2 separate regions of the Homo sapiens genome follow, and region 2 is linked to region 1. A link is an interaction called in ENCODE POLR2A ChIA-PET data of the cell type or tissue named here. Cell type or tissue: Panc1. All regions are shown on one strand. Each heading gives the region's core, and the rest is flanking DNA. Links, peaks and the distances in the headings are about the cores only.

The links. Peaks named below come from ENCODE experiments on the same cell type or tissue, not always from the same donor. Only the 100,000 strongest peaks of a DNase experiment are listed, where the experiment ranks them.
Region 2: POLR2A ChIA-PET joins it to region 1 with 14 read pairs; 1 of 35 experiments calls an interaction of 5 or more read pairs at or near these places.

The regions. Positions count from the first base shown.
Region 1 is chr17:61,228,532-61,233,917 of GRCh38, reverse strand. The region is part of intron 22 of BCAS3 (BCAS3 microtubule associated cell migration factor); the gene reads right to left. Among named protein-coding and RNA genes, the nearest start is that of BCAS3-AS1, 95 kb to the right of the region's middle. In Panc1, for the core only: no CTCF peak of the experiment used is centred there; no DNase peak of the experiment used is centred there; H3K27ac peaks cover 3,975 bases.
Region 2 is chr17:61,006,233-61,011,618 of GRCh38, reverse strand. All of the region lies in intron 15 of BCAS3 (BCAS3 microtubule associated cell migration factor), which reads right to left. Among named protein-coding and RNA genes, the nearest start is that of BCAS3-AS1, 130 kb to the left of the region's middle. In Panc1, for the core only: no CTCF peak of the experiment used is centred there; no DNase peak of the experiment used is centred there; H3K27ac peaks cover 3,826 bases.

The sequences.
Region 1 (5,386 bases), core at 73-5,072:
CTGGAAGACCTCTTAAAGAAAGCTCAACTAGACAGGAAAGAGCCTCAGGGGCCAGAACTGAAGCCAGAGAGAGATTCTCCCTGTGCCCTCCATTAACCAAAGCATCTCCTCTTGTATCTGTTTTATAGATTGGGGTCCTGCATAAAATTTTATTAGAAAAAGAGTTCTGTGCTTAGGAAGGTGAATTGAGAAGGGAGGTTTGACGAAGAGCTAGCCTAATCCATGCTTTCATTTTTAAGTAAAAGAAACATGAGACAGGAAGATTGTGACTTATCCAAGGTCCCTCAGTGAATCAGAGACAGGGTTAAGGCAAAAATACCTCTCCAGTCTTCAAGTTCGGTATATGCTTCATCTCCAAATCAAGTCTACTGGCTCCACCTTTCAGGGAAGCCCTTCATTTACTGTGTTTTGATCACAAGACAGCAACTTAAAAAGAAGCATTTCTTAGAAATATTTAGCACAATAACTCAAATTAACAATCATTTTTAGATCTGGACGATGAACCAATACAAGCTTAGTTGATTGGCATCTTTAGTTGTAGAATCACTTCTGCAAAAGCCATTAGCCACAGAGTGTTCTGGGCAGCTCAGATTTTACTACAAACCTGTAAAAGCCTGGGGTCCAAACTCTTCCCTGGGGCTCAAAGGTGTGAAGCTTCCTAAATGAAACTTGGGCATTCAGAACCTTCCCAATCAGCTCTAATCTTTATCACCTCCTTTCCATTATCCCTCAAAGAGTGTTGCTAGATAATATGGAGAGGAGTTTTTTAAAAAAGAAGTATTTTTAGCCCCTTTTTAAGTGGTAACAAAGTTTATCACCCTCCTACTCAAATTAGTCACACAGGTTAGTCCCAAGAGAGCGCAGTCTAGCTACAGATCACTGCAAAGGAATGACTTCATGGAGGCCCAAAACAAACACTTCGGCACATGGTTCCATCTGGAAATATAGTCAAATAGAAGCAAATTCCATGAAATTCCCAACTGATGCCGGCAACATAATTTTGCATCTTACAATACTAGCTCAAGGCTAATGCAGTAGCCTGCTAAATAGATAAGCAACTCTAAAAAGAAAATAGTTAACATAAAGAAAATAATTGAAATAGACAAAGAAAGTTGTTTTAATGGTGATAATAATTATTTCTAATACACACAGTCAGAAGGGTTGAAGAGGCCGACGAAGAGCAATGAGAAGAGAGATCAATCAAGACTACAATAGGATTTGCAAAGAATTTTCTACCATTGTGATTTTTTTTCCTCTTAAGAAAGAGAACACCGGTCCTGGATCCTCAGGATGAAACCCAGAGATGGGTTTTTGAAGATTTTCTTTACTCAAAAGAGGGTTCTCAAAGCAGGACTAGAACATGGACCATGAAGAAGGTTATATTCCAAGGGTCTGCCGAACTGCCATGAATACAACACATATTCCTACCTGGGACTCTGTTTCTCTGTATACAAAAGAAAAACAACCTCCCACCCTGCCAGATAATGATTTTGAGGAAAATTACTCCCCACCCCCCACCTTTTTTTTGGCCAAAATAAAACATTACAATCAGTATCTGTCATTACATGCAACACACGTCTATCCAGAATTAATTGCTTCTAAATTATCTGGGAAACAAAGCACACTACACAGATTAACATATAACCACTGACTTTGTGGAATGCTTTTAAACTCTCCTGATTTCTTTTTCTCTTTCTTTTTTTTTTTTTTTTTTTTTCGGAGTCTTTCACTGTCACCCAGGCTGGAGTGCAGTGGTGTGATCTCGGCTCACTGCAAGCTCTGCCTTCCGGGTTCACGCCATTCTCCTGCCTCAGTCTCCCGAGTAGCTGGGATTACAGGTGCCCACCATCACGCCTAGCTAATTTTTGTATTTTTAGTACAGACGGGGTTTCACCGTATTGGCCAGGCTGGTCTTGAACTCCTGACCTTGTGATCCACCCCCCTCGGCCTCCCAAAGTGCTGGGATTACAGGCATGAGCCACTGTGTCAGGCCTCTTTTCCTTCTTTCTTTGTTTCCTTCTTTCTCTTTCTTTTTTTTTTTTTTTTTTGAGACAGGGTCTCTTCCAGGCTTGAGTGCAGTGGTGCAATCATGGCTCACTGTAGCTTCGATCTCTCAGGCTCAAATGATCCTCCCACTTCAGCCCCCTGAGTAGCTGGGACTACAGGTGTGTGTCACCACACCTGGCTAATGGTAAAATTATTTTGTAGAGACGGTGTCTTGCTATGTTGCCCAGGCTGATCTCAAATTCCTGGGCTCAAGCTGTCTTCCTGCCTCATCCTCCTAAAGTGCTTACAGATGTGATTACAGGTATGAGCCACTGTCTCCAGCCTTGTCATTTCCTTTGAAGGTAGGATTCCTTAATGCCCAGCATGGTTTCTGCATTATGGATTTGGAACTTAAGAAAGGTATGGGTTAAAAACAGCTTTGTACTTCATGGTATGACTTTGAACAAATATCTGAAACTTCTAAAACCGGTTTCTTATCTGTAAAATGGAGATAAAGCAATAAAAAGACACTATCAAGAGAGTAAACAGGCAACCTAAAGAATGAGAGAAAATATTCTCAAACTATGCATCTGACAAAAATCTAATATCCAGAATCTATTTTCAGAAACTTAAATCAACAAGCAAAAAATTAAAAACACTAAAAAATGGGCAAAGGACATGAATAGACACTTCTCAAAACAAGACCTACAAGCAACCAACAAACACATGAAAAAATGCTCATCATCACTCTCATCTGAGAAATGCAAATCAAAAACCACAATCAGATATAATCTCACACCAGTCAGAACGGCTATTATTAAAAAGTCAGGTCAGGTACAGCAGCTCACACCTATAATCCCAGCACTTTGGGAGGCCAAGGTGGGAGGAGGATTGCTTGAGTCCAGGAGTTTGAGACTAGCCTGGGGAACATAGTGAGACCTTATCTCTTAGAAAAAAAAAAAAAAAAAAAAAGGCAAAAACTAGCTGCTGGCGAGGCTGCAGAGAAAAGGGAATGCTTATACACTGTTGTTATAAACTAGTTCAGCCGTTGTGGAAAGCAGTTCGGAGAGTTCTCAAAGAACTTAAAACAGAGCTACCATTTGACCCAGCAATCCCATTATGGGTATATATATATCCAAAGGAAAATAGATCATTATACCAAAAAGATACCTGCACTCCTATGTTCACTGCCACACTATTCACAATAGTAAAGACATGGAATCAACCTTGGTGCCCATCTACGAGCAGATTGGATAGAGCAAATGTGCTAGATATACACCATGGAATAAAAGAATGAAGTCATGTCCTTTGTAGTAACGTGGATGGAACTGGAGGCCATTATCTTAAGCAAATTAGTGCAGGGACAGAAAACCAAATACCACATGTTCTCACTTTTAAGTGGGAGTGAAACATTGAGCACCCATGGGCATAAACATGGGAACAATAGATACTCTGAACTACTAGAGGGGGAGGGAGAGACAGGGCACGGGTTGAAAAACTACCTATTGGGCGCTATGCTCACTACCTGAGTGCAAGATGCCCATGTAATAAACCTGCACATGTGCCCCCGTATCTAAAAGTTGAGAAAAAAATTTATAACCTCCATCAATGTTATGTTATTGTAGTGTTTCTGGGGGGTACATAATGGTGGACCACGGAGAGCTGTTTTGCTTAAAATTTTATGAAAAAAGTAATTTGGCAGACAAATAGCTTACATATTAAAACAAAGTATACATATATGCACATATCAACACTATGTGTGTGTGTGTGTGTGTGTGTGTGTGTGTGTATACACACACTTTTTTTTGAGACAGAGTCTCGCTCTGTCACCCAGGCTGGAGTGCAGTGGCATGATCTCAGCTCACTGCAACCTCGGCCTCCTGGGTTCAACCAATTCTCCTGGCTCAGCCTCCTGAGTAGCTGGGACTATAGGCACGTGCTACCACGCCCGGCTAATTTTTGTATTTTCGGTAGAGACCAGATTTTGCTATATTGGCCAGGCTGGTCTTGAACTCCTGACCTCAGGTGAACCGCCCGCCTTGGCCTCCCAAAGTGCTGGGATTACAGGCGTAAGCCATCGCGCCCAGCCAACACTATCTTATAATTCGAAGATAAAAGCCTAGCTTCAGGAGAATTTTCAGCTGGTAGCAGGCAAGGTTGTGGCTCCATATCTAGAGACGGGGTAAGAGGGATGCATAAAGCATCTCTCCTCTACTATTAGAGCTATGTAAATGGAGAAGCACAAGAATGTGGCTCATGAACGTGGACTGAGGCTGCCTGGAAGGAAAACTATTGTATTTAGACAAAGAAAATTGGTCTGTGCTATAGTTTGAGCATCCCCTTCAAAATGAATGTTGACATTTAATTGCCATTGTGTATCAGCCTGTCCTTCAATTGAAGCTTTGAAGCCAGGCACTGACTCCTCCTCTCTAGCTATGAAAGTCCTAGATGGCATCTTCTTCCAATAGAAGGCTGTTCTGTCTACATCGATATCTGTTGTTTAGCATAGCCACCTTCATCAATGATCTTGGCTAGATCTTCTAGATAACTGGCTGGAGCTTCTCCATCAGCACTTGCTGCTTCATCTTGCCCTTTTATATTATGCAAATAGCTTCTTTCCTTAACCTCACGAACCAACCTCTGTTAGCTTCAAACTTTTCTTCTGTAGCTTCCTCACCTCTCTCAGCTTCATAGAATTGAAAGAGGTAGGGCCTTGCTCTGGATTAGGCTTTGGCTTAAAGGAATGTGGTGGTGGCCAGGTGCGGTGGCTCACATCAGTAATCCCAGCACTTTGGGAGGCCGAGGCAAGAGGATTGCTTGAGGCCAACAGTTTGAGAAATGTTGTGGTTGGTTTTATCTGCCATCCAGACAACTAAAACTTTCTCCATCTCAGAAGCAAGGCTGTTTTACTTTCTTCTGTGCTCACTGGAGTGGCACTTTTAATTCCCTTCAAGAACTTTTCCTTTACATTAACAACTCGGCTAACTGCTGCAAGAGGACTAGCTTTCAGCCTGTCGTGGCTTTTGACATGCTTTTCTCACTAAGCTTAATCATTTCTAGCTTTTGATTTAAAGTGAGAGGCGAACCTCTTTTTTACACTTGAACACTTAGAGGCCATTGTAGGGGTATTAATTGGCCCAATTTCAATATTATTGTGGCTCATGGAATCAGGAGACCTGCGGAAAGGCAGAGAGATGGAGGAACAACTGGTCAGTGGAGCAGTCAGAACGCAAAACATTTATTAAGTTTGCTGTTTTACATGGGCATAGCTTGAGGGTGCCCCCAAACGATTACAATAGTAACGTCAAAGATCACTGACCACAGATAAAATAATAATGCAAAAGTTTGAAAGCTGGTGACAATTACCATAGTATGACACAGAGACACGAAGTGAGCACAT
Region 2 (5,386 bases), core at 256-5,255, 220 kb after region 1:
AATGAATGAAGGAAATATATTTATTTCCATGTCCAGGAGGTAGAGAAAAATACGGCCCTATGATCTATAGAAAAAATAATTCTGGAGGGGACTCAGTACTTCAGAAGGTTGCCAGATGACTGGAGTCTGCGGCTTTCACTATTCTGCTTAGTCTCACGTTCACTGGCCTAGAAGGTTAGACTTGATAACTTTAAAAATAGATCTTTAGACATTTCCATGTGGTTATATCAAGCCTAAATTTTCAAGCCAGAATTCTTCATTAAACCTCAAGCCTCTTCGTATAAGGAAGTTCAGCAGGAAGAAACCTGCAGTGTCTGCCTTGGACCTAGATGAAGTCTATTGCTATTCTTTTTCTTTGCTTCACCTCTCAGAAATACATAAGATACAAATAATATTTCTGAGATCTATGAAGAGAGTTACAAGGTATCACCTTCACTAACCTTTCTTTACTATACTCTTCTATTTTTTCCTTTATTGCATGAGTACAATGAAAAAGAACAGAGGTTATTTAAGTGCAGTTTTGGTAGTGGACTGCATGAAGTCTTGAGATACATAAAATATTTCACACACTATTATACTTTCAAATTCCAGCTAAGAGGAGACCTGTAAGTGACAAATGCCATGAGAATGAATATTCTCACAGTATTTCTGGCACAAGCAGACAGAGGAAGTCCCAAAAATCTCATGAGAAAATAAGCTCATCTAAGACTCTCATCCCAGTTTTTTGGGCTTACTCTATATAGATAAACTTGCATAAGCCTCAGGCTTTTGGGTCTTTATCCAAATCCACTAGAGCTTTGATCCTTTAGAGGTTTACCAGTCCCCACGATAGATGGAGTTCTCTTGGGGGAAAGAAATCCCGAGTTCCAATAAAATGGTTTCTCAATAAGTTAAAGCAGGAATTCTATTTGGGGATACAAAATTATTTAAAAATCAGAATTTTTAAAACATCCCTTGATGTTTAAAGCTATGATGTCTTGTTTTTGTTCTGCTTTCAGTTTTTTGTTTACTGCTATTATTGTTTTTAATATTACAATACAAAGCCATTACACCAGAACCATTCACTTTCGGGTTCAACCACTGACTTTCTATGTTTATCTTCTAAAAGTTTGCAATTTAAAAAAAAAAAGGAATTATGAAAACAACTTCTTGTGCTCTTTTTTTCCTGTTACCTTTTGGATAAAGGATATCTACAGGTACGTGTACTTTGGGGGACACAAACTCTCAATCTCCATACTAACACATAGTTCCACTGTCTGCATATATGAGAATGACATGGTGTGATCTGTTTACTAAAAGTTTTGCTAACTTCAAAATACCATCTTACTTATGCTTTGTCCTAAATTATGTTTTCCCAGACATTCTATACTATAAAAACACAGAAGAAAAATGGATTAAGTTGAGGATAAAAGTGAACAGAGAAAATAACAATGGGCTTTGTTGCCACGCTGGAGGAATAGCTTGTCAGGTCAGCTTTGCAGAGAGGCATATTCCCAAACCAGTCATCATTAACAGACTCACTTCCACAGGAAAAAAAAAAAAAAAAAAAAGACAGAGTCTGAAAACTCCGGACAAAAGAAATCCCTGCAGACAAAGTAAAAACAAATTAAAAGACCCATTATAAAACACAGATGCTACAAGGAAAATAAACTTTCTAAGATTTACTGGGCTTTGACAAACTTGGACATTTGTGGAAAAGACATCAGCAGCAACTCCCAGGTAATGTGGCTGCAAAGTTAGACTCCCTTCTGTTTTATCTTTACCCTCTGTGCAGAAGCTGCCAGGTTGGTATTCTTAGCTTCTGAATGCAGTGATGTGAGAACATGTGAATGTGGCAAACTGCCAACTGCAAGAACTCTCTGAAGCTAGCAAAACTGAAATTGTTGAACATTTCAGATTATGTTAAATATTAAAGTTACTATCAGTGTATCTGTGTGTACATATGTATAGTTGTCTTTCTTCCGAGATACAAACAAGAAGAGGGAAAATAAAAAATGAATGTATTTGCATCCTTTCTACCTTTAAAAAATTTCCATATCTTACCATATTGTGAACCAAAGGACATAAAATCAGTTAAAATAACATTAAGGAATCAAATGACAATAGTTGTAGATCAGAAAGTACCTTAAAGGAGTGTCATACCAGAGAGAGAGAGAAATTTTTGTTACAGGTTTCTAAAAGTTATTGTTAATGGAGGACAAAGAAAGATTCTTTAGGAACAGAAGGTATGAGAAACTAAGACCTACAATGGAATAAAGTGGGTCAAGTGAAACATTTGGAGGATAAAAAGAGCACTGTCCTTCTGTTGTCATTAGACATATGAGGTAAGTATAGTATTAGAGTATTAGAGATAAGTATAGAAACGGCAAAGCTTCATTTGCAAAAAGAGCTAAAGGACACTAAGCAATGGTGCCCTGTGAAAGAGCAGTGTTATTAGGAGGTCCACATATCATCCCACTTATTCTTACCACAGACACAGACCTTATCCACTTTAGGCACTCCACTTTTCTGAAGGTTTACAATAGACACCTTCCTATAACTCAGTACTCTAGACTCCTACGACTGTATTAAATTCTGTTCTCATCACCTCTCCATACACTTATCTACAACACCCACTATTGTTCTAGGATATAAGCTCCTCACCTAGTGTCTTTGGTCTCCTATTTGGAACTCTTGCATTTTGAAATCGGATTACTGAGCCACACTGAAGCCCGAGGTCAATGTGACTCTCTGGCACTCCTCAGAAGACAATTCTACGGAAACAGCCCCAGTCCCAAATATCTCCTTTATTTTTGCCCTCTTTGCAACACTTTACCTATTCTAAGACATCATGTAGATGTTCTATTCCCTATATCATATCTTTCAAAAATAAAAACTAGATGATGAGTTCTACGGGGCCTTTTTTTTTATTTTTTTATTTTTTATTTTTTGGTAAACTTTTGTCTTCTACAGAAGAGCAAAGCTTTTGGACTGTTTTTAATATCTTGCTGTGGAATTGACAGGGATAAAAATCTAAAATATACCAAGGAGTTTAACTAAGTTAATTCTGTAGTTGAAAAGCTCTGACTTCTTGACTCTGTCAAAGAATACAATGGTAGCTTGTTTTGAAATAGTCACTGGAAATGTGGGCTCTGAAAAGTTAAAAACACTGCTTAGTTCTTGCTTGCCATCCAATTTAACATTAAAGTTTTTTCAACCAAACTCTCAATAGTTATTTAACAAAAAATACCCTGTGTAGAAGGGAATTTCCTGCAGGTGGGTTATTTTTGGTTGGGATGGGAGTGTGTGTCTCTCTCTCCATCTCTCTCTTCTCCCCTTTCCTAGATGAGAATGTCAAGCTTCCCAGCTGCAGTTCCAGGACTTTCACCCTCCTTTATGACCTTTTCTCAGGCATGTTCCAGTATAATCTGCAATCTACTCAAGTCGGAAAAGGAAACAGCAGCACCCTGGTGAGAAACAGTGCCTTCTGACCCACATACCAAACTGGGCGGAAGCAATGCTTGTTCACAGGAGCCAAGGAGAGTAGAACACACACTAAAAGAAAATGAATTTTATGTGTGTGTGTGTGTGTGTGTGTCGACACACAGACACACATTTTTAAAGACTATAAACACAACAAACAGTTTGGGTGACAAATAAAGACAGAAAATACTGAAGGACAATCCTGTGTGGGCACTGATTCATTTTGCCTATAACTTTTTTTTGGAGGCAATCGATGGTGAAGTAAAAACACTGCAATTTTTGATGCATTTCAAGCAAAAACACTTGTTGCTTTCTTTGAGTAAAAAGTTCACGTCACCATAGACATTACTGTAGGTACTTTGAGAAAGGGTGAGAAGGTAGGAAGATTAGAGAAATCTCCCACAAAATGGACTTGAAAACAAGAATCCAATCTTTCTTTTTTTTTTTTAAACAGGATGGGGATTGAGATTATTAATGATAGTGTCATCACTTCTCCCCACTACATACAAAGTAGCCTGCATGGAGCTTTGCCTAGGGCTTATTAAATGTCACTAGAATTAAAAGTGTACTTTCAGGAGAATTGAAACTGTATATATTTATGTACGAATACTCCAATAAATAATTTGCTAGGTAGTTTTCCTTTTCTATTGTGAATCCATTATCATCTGTTAATTATTATCTGAATGTGTTGGCTACTACAACATACAAATTTAAGTATTTTTCTTTTCTTAAAGCTAAAATAAACCCAATAAATTTAGAAATTTGATGCCTAAAAATTAAAAGTCATAAAGAAATAATTCCTGTTGCTAAAATTCTAAGTACAGCAAGTATAGTTGACACAACTCCAAAAGGTAACAAGGTGGGCCTAGAACAAGGAATATTGAAAACTTAGGAGGCAAAAATTCCCTAGAAAAGGAGATGAAATCAACAGTTAGAAACAATGTTTATAAAATGCAAGAACACAAAGGGAAAAATAATAGAACTAGCTGTGAGGAATTCTACTGAAATATAAAAAATCTGTCTGAAAAGTTTCATGCAATTAAGTTTCAATCACAGAGTCAACCCAAACTTGTAAGTTAAATGAACAAAATCTCCTCCCTCAAAGTGGTAAGTTCATTACTTATTATTCTTAGAGCACTCCAAGATTTTGGAATGAAGAAAGTTTATTAAGAGTTGGTGCTCTTAAAATTTAAGAAGGTTTAGCAATTTTTAATTCATTTTACGTATTAGGATTGTAGTTTGACACTCCTTCAACAATGAAAAATCAAATATAACAGTAAAAAGACTATATTTAACACAAGAGGGAAGAAAGTAAATTCTTCATACGTATAAATAAAAATTTTTTAAAAAGATCTTTGACCTTAAGCCTCAACCTATTTCTAAATGTATCATATTAAAGCACCCTCAAAATTTCCCACTCCTCTGAATCAAGTTCAAATATAGTACTGACACTAAGTGCTCAAAAGTGGAGTTTTAGCCTAATGAAAAATCCCTGAATTAAGGCTCCATAATCTAACATCCCTTAGAACAAGTCTGAGGTGAAATGTGCTCCCCAAAGTATAAGTCCTCATTAAATTATTTCTTGAAAATACCCTATACTCAACTCTCCCATCTTTACCTCACAATGAATTTTGTATATCAACAGAGTAAATAGAAATGCTTTACTGTAGATGGAAAAAATATAGAATCCTATCTTCTTGTTTCAACAAATGTGACTTTATTACTTAAACTGCTAAACATACAAGATGTAGAAGTATCAGAAGTTGGTTCTGAGATAAACACTTTGTAGGAAGATGAAATATAGAATTAACTGCAAGATTTAAAGTGTATTTTCTTAGATCTGGAGAACTCAAAACTATTTAATTTTACATTTGCAGAACTTATCTTTATGTACTTTGTATACCTATACATTAAAGAATGTATA